5 separate regions of the Mus musculus genome follow, and all the other regions are linked to region 3. Evidence: chromatin loops called from intact Hi-C (ENCODE). Cell type or tissue: heart. All regions are shown on one strand.

What was found. Peaks named below come from ENCODE experiments on the same cell type or tissue, not always from the same donor. Only the 100,000 strongest peaks of a DNase experiment are listed, where the experiment ranks them.
Region 1: a loop joins it to region 3, with 2.9 times the contacts of the local background. A loop is called at or near these places in 3 of 42 quality-filtered maps.
Region 2: a loop joins it to region 3, with 4 times the contacts of the local background. A loop is called at or near these places in 6 of 42 quality-filtered maps.
Region 4: it touches region 3 in a loop (5-fold over the local background); 5 of 42 quality-filtered maps call a loop at or near these places.
Region 5: a loop joins it to region 3, with 2.0 times the contacts of the local background. A loop is called at or near these places in 3 of 42 quality-filtered maps.

The regions. Positions count from the first base shown.
Region 1 is chrX:99,572,570-99,577,569 of GRCm38, reverse strand. No RefSeq gene overlaps it. Among named protein-coding and RNA genes, the nearest start is that of Gm31155, 18 kb to the right of the region's middle. In heart, a CTCF peak has its summit at 2,608 (motif pointing right); no DNase peak of the experiment used is centred here; H3K4me3 peaks cover 494 bases; H3K27ac peaks cover 288 bases; H3K27me3 peaks cover 2,977 bases.
Region 2 is chrX:99,292,515-99,297,514 of GRCm38, reverse strand. Gm39528 (a long non-coding RNA gene) reads right to left here. Exons shown (of 3, transcript XR_878181.2): 2 at 3,208-3,432. Among named protein-coding and RNA genes, the nearest start is that of Gm30649, 3.4 kb to the right of the region's middle. In heart, no CTCF peak of the experiment used is centred here; DNase peaks (open chromatin) are centred at 2,594 and 4,484; H3K27ac peaks cover 489 bases; H3K27me3 peaks cover 2,308 bases.
Region 3 is chrX:99,357,064-99,362,063 of GRCm38, reverse strand. No RefSeq gene overlaps it. Among named protein-coding and RNA genes, the nearest start is that of Gm30704, 25 kb to the right of the region's middle. In heart, a CTCF peak has its summit at 3,082 (motif pointing right); no DNase peak of the experiment used is centred here; H3K4me3 peaks cover 239 bases; H3K27ac peaks cover 1,164 bases; H3K27me3 peaks cover 3,355 bases.
Region 4 is chrX:99,518,647-99,523,646 of GRCm38, reverse strand. No RefSeq gene overlaps it. Among named protein-coding and RNA genes, the nearest start is that of Gm31155, 36 kb to the left of the region's middle. In heart, a CTCF peak has its summit at 602 (motif pointing right); no DNase peak of the experiment used is centred here; H3K27me3 peaks cover 3,841 bases.
Region 5 is chrX:99,230,378-99,235,377 of GRCm38, reverse strand. No RefSeq gene overlaps it. Among named protein-coding and RNA genes, the nearest start is that of Gm46674, 34 kb to the right of the region's middle. In heart, a CTCF peak has its summit at 2,231; a DNase peak (open chromatin) is centred at 2,057; H3K27me3 peaks cover 1,846 bases.

The DNA.
Region 1 (5,000 bases), 220 kb before region 3:
CATTATGATTCATAACAGTAGCAAAATGACAGTTATGAAGTAGCATTGAAAATAATCTTATGGTTAGGGCTCACAGCAGCATGAGGAACTGTATGAAAGGGTCCCAGCATTATGAAGGTTGAGAACCAGTGCTCGCAGCCATCATCTATAAAGTCCTGCCAGCTAGAACGTTACAGAATTCCTCTGACTAGTATGTTCCAAGAAAGGGTTTCCAGGAAAAACAAAAAACAAAACAGCAAAAGAAGGTCTGGAGATACACAGCTTAGTTAGTAGTATACTTACCTGTCAAGCAGGAAGACTAGAGTTCAGTTCCCAGCAAGGCATAAATCAGACACACTGGCATATGCCTGCAGTGACTTCTAATCCCAGCACCCAGGAAATAGACACAGTTGGAGTAGATGATCAAGATCAGGGTGCTTGGGAATAAGGCTCAGCGGGCAAAGTCCTTGCTCTTCAAGCATGAGGATATGAGTTTAGATCCCTAGCACCCAGCCAAAAGCTGGAGATGAAAAATTAGCAACAGAAGGTCTGAGTATGGTTTGAGATACATCTGTAACTCAGTGCTAAGGAGGCATGGGAACAGGTTCTGGAGTTCACTAGCCAGCCAATTGTCAAGTTCTGGGTTCAGTAAGAGACCCTGTCTTAAAAAGTAAAGTGGGAGCCGGGAGTGGAGGTGCACGCCTTTAATCCCAGCACTCAGGAGGCAGAGGCAGGCGAATTTCTGAGTTCGAGGCCAGCCTGGTCTACAAAGTGAGTTTCAGGACAGCCAGGGCTACACAGAGAAACCCTGTCTCAAAAAAAAAAAAAAACAAAAAACAAAAAAACAAAAAAACAAAACAAAACAAAACAAAAAACAAACAAACAAAAAAACCACCACCAACAACAACAAAAAAGCAAAGTAGGGCCAGCAAGGTGGCTCAGTGGGTAAAGGTACTTGACATATAAGCCTGGTGACCCGAGTTCAATCTCCAGAATACACAGAAAGGTGGAAGGAAAGCCAGGTCAGGAGGCAGAGGCAGGTGGATCTCTGAAGTGGAGGTCAGCTTGTTCCTCCAGGACAGCCAGGGCTACACAAAGAAACCCTGTCTCAAAAAGCCAAAAGAGGGGGAAAAATGGAAGATCTGACACCACAAAGATGTCATCTGACCTCCACATGTGCACCATGACACATGTCCCACTGCACATATGCAATGATAATTTAAAGAACAGTGCAAAAAAAAAAAAAAAATAAGGCAGAGGAACAAGACACAAGACAGTGTCTCAAAAAAGCAAGCGAACAAACAAAGCACGCACTAGGTGCCAGTGAATGTCTTAGCTGCTGATCTCTGTGAATTCATCTATTGTTCCCGATTGCTTTGCCGTTGGAGCGCTCTTACCTTTATTTTGCAGATACAGAAACCTGGACCACAGGCTCAAGCATCAAACTTCCTTGGAAACCAGAGCTCCTCAACTCCTCCTACTCCCTGGTTATCCTCGGACTAGGGTGCCCTGCCCTGCTCCCTCCCAGGGCTCTCTCCTGCTGAGCCAGGTGCATCCTCCTGCTGCTCTTCACCTCTACACTCCACTCCCTCCTGGGGAAGCCGCCAGCAGGCTCAGATTTCTCCTCTCCCAGACTGGAGCTCACCAATAGACCCAATAGACCGGGTGCTGCACTCTGAGTTGAGCAAGAGAGACTCAGAACTACCCCCTCTCATCAGTGAGCCCTTCCTGGACAGAAGGCATCCCAGGTTGTGAGCAGGCCTGAGTACAGACCACCCCACCCCACCCCACATACACACATGCCTCACTGGGCAAATGTGGAGTAGGGACACTGATGAGGGCACACTGGAGGAGGTTCCAGCTCATGGTTAGGTGGGATGTCCTCAGGTTTGTGCAAATCACCTCTCGGAATCACAGTGAAGAGCGTAGGGACTCCTTTCTTAATCAAGCTCTGTCTTTGGGTATGGTAAAACCATTAAAACCAGCCCTTCCGGCTTTAGATGGGGAGGGGTAGACTTACAGAATGGGTAAGAATATGCTCAAAATTGCACAGCAAGTCAATGATGAAGACTAATTGAAACCTAAGGCTCCTGACTCTCCCAGGCAAAAGACATTCCCAGTTCCACTCTGCGCTGGGACAGGCCACTGTGCACAAAGCACACTCACATGCACACCCCACCCCTGCACCAGCAAGCACTCATGCATATGCTACCAAGGGAAGCAGCTCTTGGGAGTTGAGTGGGAGGCACCTAGAGGCCCAGATACAAGACTGCGAGACTGGGAGACCGGGATACTAAAAGCGGAGCTGTACACCTAACATTGGAGCAGGCACAGTGGAGGGGAGCGCAGGCCTTTGCCTGCCCTGTGGCCTGCAGATTGCCTGGTGTGCTCCAGAGAAAGGGAGGGAGGGACAGAGAACCTCAGGCTCACAGTTCAGTCTTCATTGATGTTTTTCAGGCTTTGGAGGTCCTGGACAGTCACTAGTCCATCTCAGATGTTCTCTCACACCGGCAGACTCCAGGAGTCCAAAGTCCTGTGTGGGACGCAAACCACCCATACCACCCCTGCCACCCCTGCCACCCCAGCCCCCACGCACCAGCAGTTTTCCAGTCGGCCCTGTGCCACAAGGGGGCACTGGTACTCCATGGCTCAAGTGCGATGGTCCGCAAGCTTTCTCCTGGCTTGGGGGGGGGGGGCAGCGGGAGTTTATGTTCGGCTCCCCCATTCCTGGCACCCTCCCCATTTCCTCTTGGAAGCCTCCCTAATCCTCTTACTCTGAGGGTCACATCCCTGGGCCCGGGGACGAGGTGTTTCATTTTCAGTTTGCCCCCACCGCCTCTGGGGAGCTCACAGAAATGTAGGGAGGGGGACCCCTGGGCTGGGGTCCTTTCTCTGCCCCTCTGGCGACCCCTCTTTCCTGCTCTGTTCCACAGCTTGTCCCTTTTAGGGGTGTCTCTGTATTACCCCCCACCCTCCATTCTCTGCTCTGCCTGTGTCTTCGCCCAAGTCCGTGCTCAGTGGACTGTTCTCTCCTTCTTTTTATTTCCCCCTTAAGGACTTCGAGCTTTCGTTCCCCGTGCTTCCCTCTTCCTTGCATCCTCTCCAGCTCGCTCTTCTCCACCTTTCCTCTCCTGCTCCTTCTACCCTTGCTCTTCTGAAGGTCTGGAACTGCAAGAGTCAGAAGCCAACGTGGAAGGTTCTGGCTCCTGTCCAGCCTTCCTGGAGGCTGCAAGTCGCTCCTGGCTTCGAGTCTAGGGTGCTACAGCCCCCAGGCTTGTGTAGGTAGACAGTGGGAGTCAGGCTGGCAGCATCTAGCTGCTGGAATTTGGGTGTGGATCAGGCTAGATCAGAAACTCTTCAGTTCTCATAGCAGACACAGCTTCTCCTGAGACTGGAAGATTTGAACCCAAAGCCTGGGTGGGGCCTATTCTACAGCCTGGCCCTCGTGTTGTGATTTTTCCTGTATCATCTCCCAGGGGTCTAGTTAGCCTTTATATAGTAGATAGAACTCTGAGGTCTCTCCCATCCCTTAATCCGCCCCCTCCCTATCAGTCAGTCTCTGGAGATCTAAATAGTGCCCTGCTCAGCTTTGCCCTTTGCTCTCACAGCCCCCAACCACCCACCACCCACACCGCACCACTTTCAAAGACTATGTACTGTTGACATTGAGGCCCTGCTGTGTCTCTGCTGCAAGAGAAACAGATCAGGATTGGATTAGGGTCACACTCTCAGTGTGCTGACAGTCTTCTGGGATAGTTGTTTACCAAGTCCAGGGATCCATGGTCTATCATTGCACAGTATCAGTGCACAAGTTTGGGCAGAAGGAAGTGCCATACCAATGTATGGGACACCCAGGGCTCCCATGCCACCCTTCCTAGGATACAAATGCAAGGTCCATTATCTATCTGCCTGTCATTTTTTAGCTTCTAAAAGAACCCCTTTGTGGTTCAAAGACAGAAGCCAAAGTTCAGAGAGAGCCAGGGACTTGCCCAGATACACACAACAAAGTGAGCAAGCCTGAGTGAGTGCAGGTATGAGCATGTGCGAGCACACACACACACACACACACACACACACACACACACACTCCTACCTCAGTGGGCAAGGTGCTAGCAAACTTCAAGCATGCTGGAACACAAGGGAAGAGTTGTACCTCCCACGTGTAGAGGCGACAGTGGAGGCTGGTGGAGAGGAGGGAGGGTTGGCCATGGAGCAACTTGCTGTGAGCCTTCAATGCTTAGGGACAGTTGCCCGCTACCCACATTTTGTGATTGATACACCCCCATCTTAGGAGGAAAGCAGGTCTGGGGCAGCCCAAAGTCCTTACCACAGCTGAAGGGTAGAACCCCCACCTGACAGTGTGATTTATCACCTCTCCTTTCTCCCCTCAGCCCCCAACCTTCCTGCAGACCAGAGTGGCAATTCACCTGTTTTTGATTTGAGATTCAGGTGGACTTTTCTTTCTTTTCATCAAAGAAGTAGTGAGGGGAAGGCAGGGCCCCATCCATCACCCTAGCCTCTCAACAGCCTTGGGGAGGAGGAGCAGACTGGGAGGAAGGAGAGGCTCAGGGACACTGCAGCAACCTCCTCTGCTCCCCCAGGGAATCGCCCAGATAGTCAGGCAGGGTGGTTCTGGCCCAGACACCCACAGGGGCTCCACCACAGAGCTAAAAAAATGCCTGAGGCTTCAACTATGAGTGTGTGAACCTCTTTGCTTGCTCTAAATCCTAATGCCTGGCACAAGGGTTGAACAGAACAACGTTTAACACTTGAGGAACAAGGGAGACAACTCATTTGACTTTACTCTCCCGCTCTGGGTCCCACTGCTTCTCAGGGACACCCAGGGACTCCATTTTTCATAAATCTTAGCACTGCCCCACTCTCTAGATGAGACTGAGACACAGACTGGTAAGTGATTGGTCCAAGGTCAAATCACAGAGGAATGAGGTCCAGATTCAAGTACAAAAAAATAATTTCGACCCCAGAATGGTAGGCTAGCCAGGAAAGAAAGAAACCATGGC
Region 2 (5,000 bases), 65 kb after region 3:
CTCCAGAACTGGCATTTTGATTTGTTGTACCTTTCTGTAATGGCCAATGTCAGTTTCAAGGAAAGAGTTTCCTCCATAAGAGGTGAGGACTACATTTCTCTGGGTAAATAGACAAATATTTTTAAAATGTAGTTATTGCAGTGGTGGTTGTAGTTTCTCTAAAATCCATGATTTTTATAACCCCTGGGTACTTGGCTAGGATTTCAGTACAGGCATGATCTCCCGCTTGTTGAGCAGGCCCGAAGTCCAATCAGAAAGCTGCTGGTTACCACAAAGGTATCAGTACCACTATTCCACCTTTAGGGTTATCATGCCACATGGGTCAGTTTTGTGGTTCATAACCATACTGGCTAGAAAAGATTGTTGATTTCTTCGTTCCTTTAGAAGTTTGTGTGATGTCCTCTGGTACCATGAAAGCTAATCTTTAGAGAAGACACTTTTAGGTCAGTTTCAACTCAGGGGCCTTTGGGTCCTGCATCTGAAGTGTATAGTGTCTTCGGTAATAGGGACTTGCCTTCCACTTCCGAGGAATTTGAGATGTTGGTGTCTTTCCACCTGGAGAAAGTGGCTCATTGATGCTTCCTCCCCTCCCCTAGCTGTCTCTTTTCTTTCTGGTAATCTTTTGAGTTACATATTGGGGCTCTTAGTGTATTCTTGCAGTTTTCTGTTTTTTTTTTTTTCCCAGTTCTTTGTTCATCTCCATTGTTGCCAACTTTATCTTCCTTTTCAAAGCTCTGGCTTCTTGCTGACTTAGTTAATTTAGCATTTATGCTACCACATCAGCAATTCATTAACTCTATTCCCCTCCTTGATTGCTTTCTGCTTCTATTTTGTGGATTCTGATATATTCTGGACTTGTAGAAACATATGCTATTCTGTCTCTTGACTTGTCTATGCAACAAAATATTCTGTGCATTCTGGACACTACATGTCAATGTGTCCCTTGTTTTGGCTGCGGAAATGGGAGTTGAAGTGACAAATTCCATTTCTTAGCACAAGCACTGCAAGTCATTTGCCATTCTGCTACCTTGCTTCCTTCTTTTATGAGTCTAATGGTGTCCCAGACTGAAAGCTGCTCCTTCAGCTGGAGTCCTGACGATGGATGACATAGAGTATCACTGTAGTGGCTACACAGCATGTGGCTTGAGTACAAGGTGACCTTTGTTGCTGAAGTCACCAAAGTATGATTGTTAGCTTAATTTTCTTTTACGCCTTGACTCTGTGTTGTTTCCTTTGAGTTGGCTTTTCTGTTTGTATGGCCTTTGTCTTGGACATTGAAGACTTTTCTGAAATGTCTGGTGGTCTTTGGCTAGCCACTCATTTTTAAGGGTTGGGAAGTGACAAGAGGATTAGAAATCTCCATGCAGATCCCAGCAGTCTTCAACGGGCAGTGAGTTTTCTGGCCTTTAAGGGAACAGTCAAATATCGCTCTGGTGAGGTGTGGGAGAAACATGGATGCTTGGCTCCTGTGGCTGAGTAGGGGAAGAGGGCACAGGCTTTGTGCTTCAGTGTAGAGATGACTCTACTCCAGAGATTCTGGAAGCAGGACTGTTGTGTTGCCTCTGTGTCCAGCCTCCCTAGGAAACAAATTTCCAGTGCTCTGGCAAGGTGCAAGAAGGCCAATTCTGTGTCGTGGGACTTTCAGTCATGCCATGTATTGTCGGCATGAATACCCCATCATCTTCAGAAGTGTCTGGGATGCCTCTTCTGTGAGGCCTGTGCCTGTGTTCCCTGCCAAGTCAGCTCTAGCTCTCATCTCTCTCCTCCTCACCGCACACCATTTTGTCGTAGTTGACTCTTATCCTACATGTAATCCTTTAACAGCACATATTCAGATCCCTTTTCTAAGGTTTCCATGAGACTTGGGGCTGGCAGGCAGTACTGGAGGTACTGGCTTAATCTGCCCCATTTAAAACCTGAATCCACGAAATGCTCGCTAAAACATTACTATTTTATTGGCAGTATGCTTGATAAGTCTTTATGAGCCCTTTTCCAAACCTTAGTGTTAGTGGTTCAGGATATACTACTCATGGAAGGCAGAGAAAATGGGGCATCCATGGTCAGAGTCAGTCAAGCTCCCAACCCTCTAGCTAAAGGGAAAGTGAGGCTCCCATGCTGACTGCAGCCATCAGGGGGTATGTTTTTCAGGGAATTGGAATCTTGCTAAGAAAAATGTTCGAGACATTTCAAGGTTAAGAGGGCATTTGCACTGAATGAAGCAAGGGTTTTCAAGGAACCCAGGGGCTGGTGGATCGCTCTAGGGGAAAGCAGAGGAAAGGGAACAAAGAACTTGGGAAGACAAGTTGCTGAGTTATCAAATGAGAATGAAACGTGTAGGAGGCACAGGAGTGTACCAGGAAGACAGGGTGATGTAGAGTGGACTAAGATGGGCCCATGCTTTGGGTTCTGTTTCCCGCTGAGGAACACTAGCTCTATGCCTTCTCTTGGACTAGCTTCCTTTCTAAGAGGGGAGGAATCCTACCCAAGCGGGATCTCTTTCCTGTGACCAATGGGAAGAATAGTTACACCCAAATTCCATCAGCGAGGCTGAGATAAGGGCTGGTCTGCGCCTGCGCATATGTTCTGAGGCAGAAATTACTCCTCTGGGCTTGGCTTAATGAGCAGATCACTTCTGTCCACCCATCCCCGCCCTTTTCCTCCCACGATTGGGTTGAATTCCTTACTCCCCTGTCTGTACTTCCACCACATTCATTCCTGCGCTCAGCTCCAGTCAAGCAACCCCTGCTCTAAGCCCTGGAGGAATCCAATAGTGAATACCCCACACAAAGGTCGTACAGGGAAGAAGGGTAGCCCCACAGCAGGACACACTGCATGCCATCTTCTCACCAAAGTGGGATGCTTGCCACAGATCATTCTGGATTTGGTGCAACATCTGAGCCCAGCAAGCAGTCAAAGCAGAAAGGACAGTTCTTTTCACTTCCACTGCCACTTAGGTCTGAGATACATCACCGGGATTACTGTCATAGCTTCTAAACTGCTTCCTTGTCTCTCCTTTTTTAATTATTTCTACATCAGTCTACTTGTATGACAGCAGCCAAAGCGATTCTGCTAAAATGTAGGCAAGTGACTGTCACATTGCTGAGACCCCTGTCCTGTCTCCTCATTTCACTTTGAATAAGAGCCAAACCTTCACCATGGCTTGCCCACCCAGCCCTGATTTAGTGTGCATTCCTCTCCCAGATTTACCTGGAATGTCCCTTTGGCAGCCTGCATGGCCTCTTTTCTATACTTCAACCCATTCAGCAGCAGCCTTGCCACCTCAGGGGCGCTGCACTTGCTTGGAATGCGCGCTTTCTGGTTGTGCGCATGCCTGGCTTCCTCACCCAGATCAGCTGTTGATTTCAATCTCCTCTGTTTTCAGCGACACACTCTGATGGGTAATCTTGCCAACTTGAGTGGATTGAGAAGCTCCTGGGGGATTCATAAAGCACAGATCAGACTCTATCTGGGCGAGTATTTCTCTAGAGGGTTAGCCAACAGGAAAGAGCCCACCTGAATGTAGGTGGCACTCTCCCACTGGCTGAGATGCACAAGAAGAATAAAGCAAAAGAGCACCCACAGCACAGCCATCCCCTTCTCCCCTCCATCTTTCTCTTTCTCTCCTTCCTGGCTGCCATGATGTGAACTGTCCCCTCTCTGCCCCCAACACACACACACACACACACACACACACACACACACACACACACACAGAGAGAGAGAGAGAGAGAGAGAGAGAGAGAGAGAGAGAGAGAGAGAGATTATACCCTCTCTGCTATGGATTGAAATCTCCATGAGAACAAGGAATTCTGTCACTTTTGCTCATTTCTGTGTCCTCACCACTTGGTCTGGGTACATAGTAATTGCTCAGTAAATCATTTTTGAGTGAACAGATGAATGAACGGCTGAGCAAGGTCACCTGGACTGGTGGTTTTGAGGCTTTCTTCTAGAAGCAGAGAAGTCCACATTTGTCTGGCTGACTCCATTAATGCTTCCACTCTCTGCTCTACCCCTGCTTCTTGGCAAGCAGCAGCGAGAAGTCTGAAATGCTGGGCTAGCTCGTGAGCAAGTTGGGAGATCACTCCTGCCTGGAGGCCTAAGACCCAGGACCCCTTCCCAGATAAAGATAGGTTCTAAAGCTTCAAGAGTTTGCTTTCAAACGAGAAATCATTTTGTTCCTTGTTTCTTTCTCATAATAGAAGCAGTAAATGTTCAAAAAATCGTTGCCAGGCAATTTTCAGTGTTCCATAAATAGGAATAGGTTCTCTTTCCCAATATTGAGCCCCTAACAGTGTCTCGATCCAGCCTTGACTACCGTGCCTACTGTCCTAGCAATATCCTTCTGCATCAGTGCTGTAGAGTGACATGCTTGGTTTCCCTAGTCACAGTGCATGGACACACCGTAATTCCTTTAGCTAAGCCACTTTTTTTTTTCTCTGTGCTATAATAATCAGGCCACGGACATCCTGATAAGTACGTCTCTGCTGACCTATTCTTTCCGCAGGATGAATTCCCAGAAGTGCAATTGTTTCATCACACAGGCCCTCTTTTAAAGACTCTAGATGCTATTGTCCAAATGTGGGAGGATGCCAGCTCTAAGGAGTTGCAGTGACCCCCTGAACTGTGTTTTCGTCCGACAGCTCTCTTGCCTCTCTCACGCTCCTCCCTCTGGAATGCCCTACGAAGGAGAGTGGCGAAATATTCAACTCAACCTCCTCAGCGGTCAGAGCGTGCCAAGGGCTATTTTAGATGCCTTCTGCATTTTAGCCGATTTACTTTACATAGCAGTCTTTTGTGTGGTTGGGATGGGACTCAGTCTTACCCATGATAGGCAAGAACTTCACCAATAAGCGACACCCCTATCTTGCTCCCCTTGTAAATTGGGAGGCAAAGTCTCACTACAAAGCCCAGGTTGGCCTTGAACTCGTGATCCTCCTGCCTTAGTCTCCTGGATACCACCACACTCACTCAGCAGTGTGCAATCTAAAAATATTTGTAGT
Region 3 (5,000 bases):
GACACACTGAACCCACTGTAGCCACTCCAGGAACCATGCTTTTGTTTGGAGTACCAACCTCTTTTCAATTCAAGCAGAAACCCAGTAATCATGGATGCTACAGAGGATTTAAAACTAAAAAAGGGGGAGGGGGCATGTTAGACTATATACTCTTACTTCCCTCTAGCCCAAAGTGGACTGGTTTCCCCACCCCAGGACTGTACCAAAGAGCTATTGCTGTCCAAGAGATTCTGGGATCACGAGCACAGAGCACAGCTGTGGGCTCTGAGAATCTTTCTGCTGCCACTCCTTAGCTCTCGATCTTGTCCTAGCTTATTTTCTGTTGTTGTGATAAGCTCCATGACCAAAAGAAACTTGGGGAGAGAAAGTTCTCTTCCAGCGCACGGCCCATCACTGAGCACATCCAAGGCCGGAACTCACCCACAGCAGGAAGCTGGAGGCAAGGACTGAAGCAGAGGCCATGGAGGAGCACTGCTTTTTCAGCTTAGTTTCTTCTACCACCTAGGACCACCTATCTGAGTGGTACCTCCCACAGGGCTGGGCCCTTCCACATCAATCTGATGGAGACATTTTTTTTCCAAGCGATTTTCCCTCTTCCTACATGACTCTAACTCACGCCAAGTTGAACTGAACATGTGCCCATCCTTCCAGTTCACAAGGATGAAAACTAATCTTCAATAAAATGCTATAGAGGGGCAGCAGGGACTTTGGGGGAGTGTCATTTTGGTTGTAAGGGTTTATCGTCAGGAATGGATTACTGTCCTTACTAAAAGAAACTGTGTGTGGTAGCTCCTGCGTAACTAACACCCAAGCTGCCTACGAGGCTGGTGCAAGGAAAAACTTAGGCTACCAAACCGAACAAAACAAAGCAAAACAAAAACCAAAAAACCCAAACAAACAAAACCCAAAACAAACAAACAAAAAACCAGGAGGCAGGAGGGAGCTTTGCTGTCCCTTCTGTGTGAGAACAGAACTAGAAGATCCCCTTCTGGATACTCTGCACGGCACACTGAACCTGCTGACACCTTGCCGTTGGACTTTTAAAATTCTAGAACCATGAGAAATAAGTTTGTGGTCCTAATAGAAGACTTGGCCTCAGCCATGTTGTTATGGCTGCCCAAATAAAAATGGGCTCTTGGTCGCCAATCTGCATATGTGCTCCTCTTAATCATCTGTTCTGAGTTCCTATGGTCCCATTTTTAGAGCCCCAGTTACCCCCGACCCTGCTCCTCTGTAAAATGTGTGCGATGAGTCCTGATTTTCAGCTCTGAGAAATGTGGGACAGTGTCTATGTAGAAGTTGCTGGACAGTAATGGCTGGCTTCCTCTGTCTGCCAGCATCCTGCTGAAATACCTGCTGACACCTCCATTCCCTACTGAGGGAGCCGCTGGCACCTCCAGAGCCTTCAGATTCACAAAGCAGGAAGCGTCATCCTTTGCTCTGAAAGCATCTGCGTGTCTGTCCACTGAGAACTCCTGGAAATCTAGCTCGCTCTGCCCTTTGCTTTTTTGGGTCCCTTGGCTTTGGCTTCTGTTGCTCTTGACTCTCAGTTCTGTGCAGGCACACTCACAAGCCCTCGTTTGCCCAACAACATTCCCTCCACCTTTGGGGAACTCAGGCTTGATAAGTCTGGGGTGGGATTTCAGAGGGATCCACCCCCATCTCTCCAAAGCCCTGAGTCCCAGAGAGGAAACTGGCTCCTTGCCAGAGCTTCTTTCTTGCTGCCCGTCTCTCTTCTTAGTGCAGATGGCTTTTATCCTTGCTTTCTTCCTAGACAGATGGTGCGGGCCTATGAAATAGGGTGGACTCCTAGCTCTGCCACTTTCTTCCTGGGAGACCCAGATTACATGGTTTGGTTCTCTGGCCCCCACTTTCCCCCATCTTCCCCATGGAGGACACGCTCCTAGTTCCTCGTGCAGGATTTCATGAAGATCCAAAAGAATTGTGCACATGACTGCATGCTGCATAGCAAGCACTTGAGTAATGGCAGTTGCCTCTTTGTAAAAGTGCTTCATGGAATGCCAGACACATTGTGTGCGCTCAGAATATATTCATGGAGTTGATGCTTGACTTTGAACAAAAATCTAGACACAGACACCTTTGGCCATAGAGCTTCGTATGGACCACATAGGATTCCAAAGCTAACCTTCTTTTCTTGTCCCAGGACAGCCTGAGCATTCTCTGCCTTCTCCCTGGAGTTCAAAGGGAGTCACAGAATAATGTGTGTGTGTGTGTGTGTGTGTGTGTGTGTGTGTGTGTGTGTGTGTGTGTGTGTGTGTGTGTGTGTTTAAAACAGCAGGCATTGCAGAGGGCTAGGTCCCTAGGAGCTTGTGACACCAGGAGAAAAAACCGTCCTTTGTCAGGCTCCTGCCCCTCTGAGATCCCCTTCCCTGTCTCTCCTTGGAATCTTACTTGGGAGCAGTTAGATGACTATGCTACTCACTTGTTCCCGGTTCTGGCTGTCAGTGAAAGGTGAGGCCCATGTTCCTCTGGTGGACTGTGTGCTCAAGAGGAGACTAATACCTTTAAACAGCCTTGTGAACGTGATGGGGAGAAGAAAGGGCCCAGAGAGCAGGCTGTTTTAAGTTGATGAGACAGAGGGACAGACTGACCCTCAGTTAGATTTGGTTGCCCTGGGGCTCCTGGAGCTCTTCCCTCCATCTTGTCCAGTTTCAGACCATACCACTGTGGTATCCTCTAGCCTTCCAACATTACTCAACAGAGCCTACTTTGAAGACCTGGCTCTAGCTCACCAGCATCTTTCAGATCTCTGTGCAGTGGGGGAGGAGGCCAGGGACCTCTCCATGGTGGGAATGTGTTGGAGGCCAGGAACTTGCACAGGCAAATGGTGTCTGTAAAAACATCAGCTGTTGACAGCTCCAGCTGTGGGACCCAGTAGTGCCCCACAGGCCAGATGTTGGCTTCACCCACCTCTATTCTGCAGGGGCTGATCTGAAAAGCACCTCACAGCCCATAGAAGAGCAACACGAGGCCAGAGGGTGACAGGGGCCCAACAACAGGAACACCCAATGTAAGCTACAGGAAGTCAACAGGCTCAGCCTTCTGCCTCCAAGATTGTCTGGACAGCAGGGGTCACTCCTGGGCAGACAGTGTCTTAGGGAATATGGGACCACAGCCTCCCCAGCCTATATTTCCAGCCTAGGATAAAATGGAGCTAGAGTGGTGCCTCATGCCTCTCCCAAGATGAGGTGAGTGCTCTGGCCCTGTGGGTGTGTAAACTGGTCAACACACCCAGAGCCAGGCAAAGCATGCTGTACAGTTCATTCAGGCATTTGATAAGAAAGAGTAGCACCAGAGGCTTTCTTGCCAAGCCCCCAACTGTAGACCTGAAGCCCTGTCTGTAATTGTCCTTGCTTCAAGATGCAATGTGCCCAATGCAGTGTGCAGAGTGCAGTATGTCCACTTCCAGCCCTTTACTATGGCCTCTTCCAAACTCCCTTAGCTGAGTGAGCCCAGCCCAAAGGTCTTGATGAACACCCTCCCATACACACCCCCATACACACTCTTCTAATGCATCCTCGATGGCCGGCTGGGAACCGCAGACGGCGCTGTGACATGAGCGGAGATAAGGAGGCTCTCACATTTCCCCCGGCTGGGCTCTTGGGCCGCCAGCATTCACGCTGGCTGATTTCAACATGAAAGGGCCTCTTGAGAAGGAGAGCCCCCTCCTTTCCCCCTTCCCGCTGCTAAGCCCCACTCTGCAGCTAACCACTGTCTGAGCCCCTCCCTCCAGAGTACCCACATGCTCGCCTGCCTGCCTGCCAAGCCTTCCCCAGCTTCAGTCTCACCTTGCCCCCTCTGTCATCCAGGATGGACACTCCCTGCCTGCATGGGGACTCAGGACTGCCCCTGCCAGCAGCAGCATACTACAAGGGAAAAAGAGGGCAACCCAGTGTCAGCCAATGACACGAGACTGGAGGCTGGCCTGGAGACACGGGCCATCTGGACAACTGTAGGTTAGCATGTTGAACAGATCTCTGCTGGAGGAATCTGCCAGTCCTAAAGGGACTCAGAGTGTTCTTGGGTTTGAGTCCTTGTAGCTAACGGCCCAGGTCTACCAGGTTCTTCCTCAAATGCTGGAGATAGGTGCCCTTCAGAACTCCACCAAAGAACCTCCTGGCTTTGCCACCAGAGGCCTTCCATAGATTTGCCCTAAATCTTTTATGTGGCAACTTTTTCAACCTTTTATTTTTTTGAGCTAATTTTAGACTTACAGAAAAGGTGTAAAAAATAGAACAGTTCACCGCCATACACCCCTCACCTGGCTTCTCCTAATAGTAACATCTTACATAACCGTAGTACGCATACTCCAACTTCACCTTGCTCCAGTACTACCATCTGAACTGCAGAGCCCGCTACCCTTCCCCAGATTGCCACAGCTCCCTACCCAAGATCCCACCATTGCGCTGATATTGCTTCCTTCCTCTTTGTGATATTGACTCTTCTGAAGAGCAGGTGCTTTGAGGCCAAGAATAGTGCCCTTCTCAGCTCAGCGGATGGAGAGGCTCAGATATCAACATGCCTTATGCCTGCTATTTACCTTCATCTCTTGGTCCAATTGATATCTAAAAGCTGTGTCCACCACACAGTCGTCTTTGAGACAATGTTAGATTGTACAAGCCCTGTTTCTCTTCATAATGTTCACACACTAATTGTCACACTCATGTGATGATTACTACACACTACTGTGATTTCTTAGCACCCCCTTCCTGGCTCTGTGTTGTCTTTGCTAGCACGGAACTCTCGATCTTTCTGTCTCAGTCTCTTGAGTGTTGCTGGGATTCAGATGTGTGCATCTCTTTCTTTCTTTATGTTTCTATGACCTGTGAGGGGATGTTTGTCTTCTTCCCCATTTGTCTAGTTATACAATCATTTCTAACAATATGGACCAGCAGGCCTTTACTATAGTCTGCCTTAAAACCCTCTAGCACCTCTGAGGATGTGGGACATCATTGCTCTCCCCTGATCTTCCTTCTGAA
Region 4 (5,000 bases), 160 kb before region 3:
GTTCTCTGCTGGTCAACCAGGCTGCTCAGCAGATTGTGAGTCTCCAGGCACGGGAGACATGGGGTTGTCTCAGAACTGTTTTTCCTGTCCTGACTCAGCCTTTGTTAATGCCTGGCAGCACAGGACCGGCGCCGTGGTGGTGGTAGCCTTGGAGAAGTGCCTTATACCACAAACATACACCCTCCTTCCTTCCAGCCCACAAAACCCCCTACTTCCTATTTCCCCAGCCCATCAGGAAGGACAGAAGGTTACCAAGGAGTATCCTGCCCACCATTTTCACAGATGAAGGAAAGTGATGCAGAGGACGGAAAAGGCCTAGTTAGCAACAACAGAACCTGCCGTGGAAGCAAGAACCTTGTGAGTGGGATAAGGAGCTAGCTGTGTGATGGGAGAGGCACAAGGGATGAAGGCAAAAGCTGAACTGAGCTGAGCTGAGCTGAGCTAAGCTGAGTTTCTCCTTAGCTTTGGTTCTGACATAGCTAAACCAATACCAGTAAAATTCCTCAAGTTTTGAAAGGTTTTCTCTGGTGAGGTAACTCCGCGGAGCACCCAGAAGCCAGGTCTGTAAGGACCCAGCCCAGAAAAGATTGGCTTACTGCCCAGGCTACCACTGGGTGGCGCTGTCTCTCCACCCAAGTTGGTTAGGCGGGTTGCAGATGCCAGGGCAAAGAAGTCACCCCATTCATGCCCCATCCTGCCAGGGCCCTAACAAAGGCCGCTTGGGTTAGGGCAGGGAAAACCAGTTTTGACAAAACTCCATGCCTTCTTTGGCATGTGGGTGGAGAATGGAGGATCCAGAATAACAGAGCTCAAGAAACCCCCGGGAAGTTACAAGTAGTTTTACTGGGGCCCCAGGTACCACTCTACCTCACTGCTCTGAATTTAGGAAGCTCTGGCGTTCTAAGTCTAGAGAGGAAAAGAGAGGTTCTCCCCATTTCAACAGTGAACACACTGAGTCCTGGAACACTGAATCTAAAGCTAAGCTTTCCTGTCTAGCAAGCTCTTTTTCCAAAGCGAGTGTTTCAAAGTGATCTTCTTTTTCGACTAGGCCTTAGTGGTGTCTAAGAGATGGCTTTAGAAATGCTAATGCTAGGCTTGAGTGACAGGCCTGGACAATGGGGGAAGGCTCTGTGTGAATGGGACAGCCTAAGCCTAGGAGGCTCCACGTGGGAGCCGGGGTGGAGAAGGGCAGGCAGAGACACCCGTTGGCCAGTCGGGATCAGCCTCCGGGAGAGGCTGACTCGGAAGGCACTGGAGCTGTCAACAATAAGGAAGGGGGAAGGGACTGCCTCTTCGGTTGTCTTTGGGGCAGGGAGCGGGAGGGAGGGACGTAAAGTAGAAGAGGCCTGGGCTTTGAGCCTGAGGGTATAGACTAGGTGACCTGGAGACACAGAAGAGATCTGTAGGGGACCTGAAGGCTGCCTGGGGATCAACGCAAACCCAGAATTAAGGAGGCCACGGCAAGTGCCTTGAGATAATGTGTTATTGGGTTCCCTCTCGCCTTAGCTTTGGAGTGTAAATCCAATTGAAATGAGAGCACCTGCCACATAGGCTCCTGGGGATCTGAAACAGTTCTGGGATTTTGGAATGTGGTTGATGATAGGGCCCTTGTTTAGCATACTTGAGGCCCTGGGTTCCTTTCTCAGCATGACAAAACAAACTTGGAAACAACACCGAGGGCCTGCCTAAGTCAGAAGTGCTCGGTAGTAAGAGAGTTGTGGTAGCACAGGCTGGTAACGCTAGCCAGGCAAAAGCTGAGGCTAGCTCTGCGAAAGCTGAGGCTATAGCTGCCACCTTTGAGCCCTGAACTCTGCTTGTTGGCTCTGTGTGTCTGAGAGAAAAATCTGGCTTAAAAGCTTAGCCTACAAGCCCTATGGGAGGCTCCACTGGCTCCCTGGGGAATGGGACATCCTGTGGACCTTGGGCCTGGAGTCGGAGAGAATCCTTGAAAGGAAGTCTTACGAAGGGGTTGTGTGCCAAGGGACCTATGTCCTAATCAGCAGGGGGGAGGACAGCCCTAAAGTAGGGTCTTTGGTAGACACAGCCAGAAGCCCAGAGAAGGGACCCAACCAAACAGTAGCATCCACTCCCAACTCTCTGTGCACTAAGAAACTCCTCTGAGGCAGCTGGACTGTTTGATTGCCTGTAGAGGGAATTCCAGTTCAACCTGGAATAGAAAAACTATCTCAAAAAGTTCCAAGGAACATTAGAAGAGAAAACAAGTGGTATGTGAGAGGATGTTTTACTTCTTGTTCCTTCATCCTCTGATGATGCTGACACTTGACCTATCTCTTGCAAAACATGGAATCAGTGGGTATGGTAACTTGTGGCTAGTAACGGGCAGCAGGTCATCCACCCAGATGCTGCACAGAGTAATGCATGAGGTATGTACAATACCTATAGTATTATTACCACTCCCACTTTCTCTAAGGGGCATCGAAGGAGCAGATAGATGTCATCTGCCCATCATTAGGGTCAGCGTGCATGTTCAGAACCACCGCATGGACACTTATCCCTCTGACTACACTGGGTTGTTATTCTCAAAGCTCTCCAGTGGTAAGATGCCAGGATCTGAAAGGTTTGGCAGCTGTCAGCTTGTGAAGGAATCAGTTCTGGGAGGACTTTAACGATGGCATGGGTGGGGACACCAAAGCCCAGAAAGGCAAGATTTTGTCCTAGGTCACACAGCAGGTCGGTGACAGTGCCGGGCCACCCATAATTAAAGTTTACAACTACTTAATTGCTCTCCTATCCCGGGCTCCTTTTCTTCCCACTCTACTCCCAGCTTAGTATTCTTCATGCTTTCTTGTCTTCCTCATCACCACAGATGCAGGATAAAGCAGTTGCTTCTGCCGTGCAAGGGTAACTCATCTGTGGGAAATGAAAAGTGGGAAGGCAGGTTCTGCACAACTCCCATGAAACCACACTATGGCTTTGGAGCCAAACATCTGAAAAAGCAGAGGCTCTGACCCCTAGGATGCCAAGCTGCTCCTAACTGGGTAGAGAGCAATGGCCAGAGACAGTCTCATATAGATCATATAGGCACAGCGACAACTGCAGTGGCATAGACACAGTTATAGATATGGATGTGGCTGTACATAGCCGTGGAAGGCATAAATGCATAAGTATATAGTTGCAGAACCATGGAGATTACTGCGTAGATGTGGAAAAAACTCTGCACAAGAGTCTGATGTGAAGGTGTGAATAAGCCTTGTCAGAACACGTGGCTATTTAAAGCACCACAGCAGGATTCTCTCTTTTGCTCGGGAGGATGTGTTCCCCATCTGAGGATGGCAGCAGCTGCCCCTCTCTCAGCTCACAAGCTGCCTGCCTGTCGCACTCCTGAGGAGCACTTCACCCTCACCCACTCAGTGGGCCCCACGCCTCTTCTACCTTCTTTTCAGGAAGAGCAATGGGTCTTCCCTCCACCCCCACCCATGCAGCGCATCCACCCTCACTCCTGTCACTACCTGCCCCCCCCCCCAAGCCTCTTTGGCCCCCGGCACCTCCCTAGCCTCTGAAGGAACAGTGGGCCGCCACTACCCCCATCTTGTACGGCCATGATTAGCTAGAGAAAAAACCCCACTCCTATCCCCAAAGCCTCCCAACTGCTGGGACAAGGACAGAAGCAAATGGAGTTGGGGGGTGGTCTCTGTTGCTAGCTTCCTTCCTGGCCTGGATGCCCCTGAAACCTTCTCTATCTTCCCTTTCTCTGTGCCCCCAGCCCCTGCATATGTGCCTCCTTTTCTGCTTGTGACTGTTTCTTATACGTTTCTCATTTTGGAGGTCCTCTTCTCGTTCTTCCTCTCTTTCCCCTCCTCTTACTATAACCTGGACTTGCTCGCGAGCCTTTTGTTTTGTTTCTAGCTTTAAGTACTTGCACAAATATTTCAGTGAGGAGAGTTGACAAGAAGACAAATATCCCTCGGGTCTGTATTAATTGCCACAAAGACATACATACCCACAAAAGGGACAACGAAGGCAGGAGGCGCCATCCTCTGTCACTGGCTCTCTTACATTGCCTCTCATGGTTGCCCATACACAGCCTCCATTTCCATGTCTCTGAGCACAGAGGTCTCAGGTCTCACTCTTCCTGGAGACAGCTGTCCCCTTGCATAATAGTTCAGCCTGACCAAAAAGGCCTGTCCTGAACTCTTCTTCCCAGCAGCTGTGTCACCCTTAAGGTCACTAGACCACCCAATTCTGTCCTTTGATCACCCTTCCAAAGTCTTCCTGAAGGAGTAAGCTCTTTCTATGTCTATGTTCTCTCTCTCTCTCCCCCCTCTCTCTTTCTCTCTCTCTCTCTCTCTCCCTCTCTCTCTCCCTCTCTCCCTCTCTCCCTCTCTCCCTCTCCCTCCCCCCTCCCTCTCTCTCTCTCTCCTCAAGAAGAGAGAAACAGAACTTCAGATTAGAATCATTGTACCTCTGAGAGAGGGTCATCACTTCCAAAGCAACGTGGATGAAGCACCAGAAACATTCCAGACAGGGCTGCTGGTTACGAGTGAGTGTTGTATCCATCTCTGTCTAGCCCCCATCACCAATGCCAGTGGAGGTCATGTCCTAGGGAACTTAGTGGTTCCCAACTTCCTGAATGCTGTGACCCTGTAACACAGTTCCTCACATTGTGGTGATTCCCAACCATGAATCTATTTTCCTTGCTACCTCATAACCATCATTTTGCTACTTTCAGGAGTCGTAATGTAAATATATGTGTGTGTGTTTTCCAACAGTCTTAGGTGACCCCTGTGAAAGGGTCATTTGATTCCAAAGGGTCACTACCCACAGGTTGAGAACCAGTGTTTTAGTCATTCAAGTTTCACACAGTGGAGGATGGAAACTGGCCAGAACTCAAGGTACAGGGAGGATGGGAAAGCAGCTGTAAAACAGACTGACTCGTCTCTGACAAGACCTTAGGACCTTGTTCCCAGGTACTCAGGGGACAAGGTGCACAGGATCAAGATGGCAGAAAGGCCTACCCTGGGGGCACTTTTAGAACTGGC
Region 5 (5,000 bases), 130 kb after region 3:
GTAAAACTGTTGGCCCATGCCTACTGACCTGGCACTGGAGGGAAGAGGCCTCTTCTTGGCTTGGCAGCTGGAATCCTTTGTCTAGGGAGCCTTGAGCCCAAGGATGCCAAGCATGGATGAATTTGTAGTTGATGTTGCATCCTTGAAAGTTTTCTGAGCTAAGTGTGGTCCCAGTACTGTACCACCCTAGTTGTATGGCTTTGGGCAAGTCATTTCCTTTCCTTGGACTTGGATCTCAATGTTTACAATGAAAAAAATGTTAGAATAATAAAATAAAATAATATTGCCTGAACACAAAAGTTTTTCACAGATTCCCTGCCCCAGGGAAGAGACAGTGAGGAGTTTAGATTTTGTGCCTCTAGGACTCTGATGTTAACTATTTGACTGGGCTGAGGTGCCACAAACAATCATGGATGATAGGTAAACAAACAAATATGGCTGTGTTCAGTAAAGCTTGGTCTTTAGCAACAGGCAACAAGCCATCTTGGCCTGCAGGGTTTAGATGTTGACCTTTGAACTAGATACTGTGCTAACCACTTGAATTCAATTATCTCATTTGATTCTCAAACAACTGATATGTATGTGTGTATGCTATTATATACTACATATACATATGTATACACTATTATTAGTATTATCCCAATTTGATATTTGGGTAAACCAAGGCATTAAACAGTTAAGTAACATACCCAATATTCATACCAAATATTATATAGCTGGAAAATGGCCTAGGCAATCTTCTTACCCAACAAGTTTACCTCCTGAGCCTACAGTCTTAACCTTTATACTGCATGCCTTGCAGAACAAAAACAATGATAATAGAACAATACCAATCATCACTTGTATTTCCATGGATTCATACATTATCAGAAAAGTGATCAGAAATACAGAAGTTTTCCCTAAGGAGTGGTAGTATCCCATTGGTCACAATCAGTTCCACATTGTGTCAAAAGTCATTTACTGCTAATCACAGCTTAAAGGAATGACTTGGTATTGTTTTTAAAAATGTGAATTGACCCAGTGTTATCTCTTTAACAAAGTCTTTCTCATGTGCATTCAGCTCTGTTTCCTGGAAGGAGCCCAAAAAGACTGAGCTTTCAGCTGCTGGCAAGGAATGCCAAGGAATGGCAGGGATAGATGCCTCACGGCATCCACAGGTCCACTGTCCACTGGCCCCACAGAGAGAAGCAAGGACAGCAGGTCATGGCTGGTATGTCCAGTGCCCCTGGATTGATAGTAAGCCTGGAGGAGTTGAGTTAAACATCCCCATTGAGCAACTGAATAACGTGAGACTCATAAAAGCAGAAAAGTACTCAAAGTTGCAGTCTAATGCCGGACAGGGCACAAATCACAGCAGAACAAAAGCTGTTCATATCACCTTCTTTACTGTGTATCACTCTCCCTCTCCCTCTGTTTCCCTACTTGTAAAGTGGGGATGCTACCAGCACTGTGCCTGAATGGTGCCTGTTGCCGGTTAAAAAGACAGGAGTGCCTAAGGCTTCTGAGACAAGGAGTCTTAGCTTGGAAAAGAGAAGGAAACTAGAACTGACATTTAAACTATATGCTAGGCTTGACGAGGCTATGAGTTCCAAGCCAGTTTAGGCTAGAGGGTATGACTAAAATGGATAGACAGATAATGTAATAGTAAATAAAGTCAAGGGTGATGGCACATATTTGTAATCTGAGCCTTAAGGAGGCTAAGGAATAAAGATCAGGAATTTGAGGCCAGCACGGGCTACATAGCAGGACCTATCAAAGAAAAAAACAAATGAACAAACAAAAAAACAATACCCGAACTATGTGCCAGAAAAGCTGTCAAAAGAATCTTGGTGGGAAAAAAAAAAGTTCTCCCAATAACTAGAAGGTAGGAATAGCCATCTCCATTGAGCGATAAAGAAACTGGTGTGCTAAGGTCTCCTGACTAGAAGCTGAGCCAAGTATCTGCTCCTTACCTCAGCTTACCTCGTCAATAGCCCTCCCCAAAGGAAACCAAAAGGAAAACTGACAACCCCCATGCTCCTCTACCCCAGCCCCCACCCAAACCATCACGTCCTGAGTGACTTCCTGCCCAATCCAAAACAAAGCCTGGAAAGAACTTTCTCTGGGACATCATGAGCCTCCTCCCAGGGTGTGGAAGTTGAGGACCCTGGTATCGCCCAGGTCTGACCCCAGTGAGTTGTCTCTGGGAACAATGGCCAGAGGCATCTCCCAGGGCTCCCACTAGGGGTGGTAGGTAGGATTCAGGATGGGCTGGCCTGGGCATTGTTTAGAATGCACATTTCCTGGTGACATGGGCAGCTGGAGCCCCTGGGCTTCTGGAGTTGACCCAGGAACACCAAGATCTTTCCTTCCCCGGAGGAAAAAAACAGTTCTTTCTATGCCCATCTTCCTCTGCCCCAGATCTGCAGAGTTAAGCTCACCCACCTGCTCCAACCCAGGAGAGCACACAGGCTCCCAGCCACTACTGCTACCACACGGGAATGGCTGCCCAGTGCCAGTAGGCTGAGACCCGCCCACCAGCACACAAGGAGGCAAATGGGAGTCAGGCAAGTGAAGTGCCTGGGACAGTTGGGCAGTAACAAGTTACCAGTATCTCCACTGGTGCAGGTACAAGAGCAGAGTAAGGTAGCACTCAGCTTGGCATGTATCTCTCAACCCACTCCATAGAGGACTATGTAAGTAGCTTGCTCCCCATTCATAATCGGCTTGAATGCTGGCTGCAGGCACAGCCCTGCAGTAAACGATGAACCAGTGAACACAGGGACTGGGAGCTACCAAGGCATCCAGGCAACCAAGAGAAAGGACTAACCCGTCAGCAATGTGAGGAACTTGCCCCCAGCCCTTGCCCCGCCCCACCCGTGCCTTTGATCACAGGCAGGCCAGCCCTGGCCCTGCCCTCCACATGGCCACATTTCTTCAGTCTCCCCCGCCCCCTGCCCCCACACCACATCTGGGAAGGGTGCTGCTGTGCCTTTGGGCCTCACCTCTGTGTGAACCTCTTCTTTGATCGCATCATCCAGAGGGAGGGAAAGAAACTAGGAGAAAATCCCCTTTCCGTTGCACTGCTATCCACAGAGCACACTTCTCACGGCTCAGAGGAGTCAAGCAGCATGCTGAGGGGCCTCCAGCAGAACAAGAAACCAGTGTCCTAAGCCTGACCTTCAGTAGGCTAAGTCTTCAAGGAGTCCCGCAGGATTGAGTAGAAGGAAATGGGGAATGTGCCCTCAGATGACAAAGAGGCAGAGAACTTACTTCTCCATCTTCGCCATGCTGATAAATATAGCTCATATACATATAATTATAGCCCTTGGCTCTCACAGAGCACACCCATGTGCTCCTTCATCTAACCCTGCTAACGACCTAGGCAAGAAAATGTTATCTTCATTCTACCCTATGCATGGGCAAACAAACGTTTCCACGGTGAAATTCATGTATTTATCCGGAGTCACACCAGAAAGAGTTGGGACTAGGATTTGATGTCAGGCTTGTGGTTCCTACAAGCCTGGCCTTTTCAGTGGGGAGTTCTGAGGCTACACAGAAGAGCACCTGGCCAGTTGTCAATGGGATTTCAACTGGCAACTTAATAGGTACCCATTGAGGCTGCACCAAGGAGGTAGGTAGAGTCACAATGATCATGATTTCCAAATGAGCCTGGGTTCACAGTAGGACCCTTTGTCTCAAAACAATAAGAAACCAACCAAACAAGAAAAGCTCCCACCACATTAAAATGAAACAATAACAGCAACACCCAGCTGAGTGTGACAGTGCAGATCTATGATCCCAACACTAGGGAGGCAGAGATAGGAGGATCAGGAGCAAATCCAACCTGGGCTACACACACACACACACACACACACACACACACACACACACACACACATATCCAAAGATCCCAATTGACATGTTCGTTCATGTCATGAACTAGGGTCAGGTCTTGTCATCCTGCTAATGCCACCCAACCTGGCCTTTCAACAATCCCATCCCTGACATTTCTGTCTGCTGTCCCACTAACCTCTGTTGGTTTTACCCCTTGTACTTCCTACTGGGGTGCCTCATGGCTAGCTCTAGAAGCAGGAGCCTGGAGCTGCCTTCCCAGCAGCCTGCTCCTGGGGCAGATGCTCCCCAGCTTCTCTTGTTGTCTAGCCTGTGCCATGGCTCAGGGCCTGGGCTGGGTGGGCTAGGGAGGAAAGCACATCCCCAGGCCAGGAAGCAAAAGGTTTGTGAGGCTTTCTGGGCCCAACTCAGAAAGGGTCAGAGCACTGACTTACAGAGGCTGGCCTAAAGCAGAGAAGAAGCTGGGGAAAAGGAATGCTTTGATTCTACAGAGATGGGAGGCACTCAGCAAACCAAGGTCCACGGGCTCTGGCCAGGGGAGAAGACCCAGGGAACACTGCAACATCTGGCAGGAGGAGGACTCAGGCCAGCCATGGCTTCATTCTAATCATTCCTCCTTCCTAAGGCAGGCCCCTAGCCAGGGCCCTCTCTCCCCTGTGGAGGTGTGTGACAGCCAGGGCAGTTCCAGAAGAGGGATCCCCTTGTACCCTACTGGGGAAGGGCGCCACCTCCCACCGTCTCCCTATAGTTCTTCCTGTCACGTCCTTGGCCACCAGTGTTCCAAAATATACTGGTGCTTGGCTGGCTGTTTACTTAAGAATCAAAACCATCAAGTCTGAAGTTCATTCCCACAGTTTTAGCTCTCACCTCTCGACAGATCATTACAGTACAAACTGCTCCTCTGAGCTCCAGGCCCATGGTTGACAGCCTACTCCATATTTCCTCCAGGATGACCCCCAGATGCCTCCAGCTCAGTGAAGCCTAAACTGAAAGTCTCCTCTTCCCACCTCCATAAGCCCATTCCCAAAAGTTTGTGGTAGTGAAGCCACCTCCTATGGGTGGACATCACCCTTTATGCATTCAAAATAGAAGCAACTAAAGACGCCTTGGTGGGAGATTATAAACCTGAAGCTACAGTGGGGATTAGGGGTTAGGCTAGGTTTATG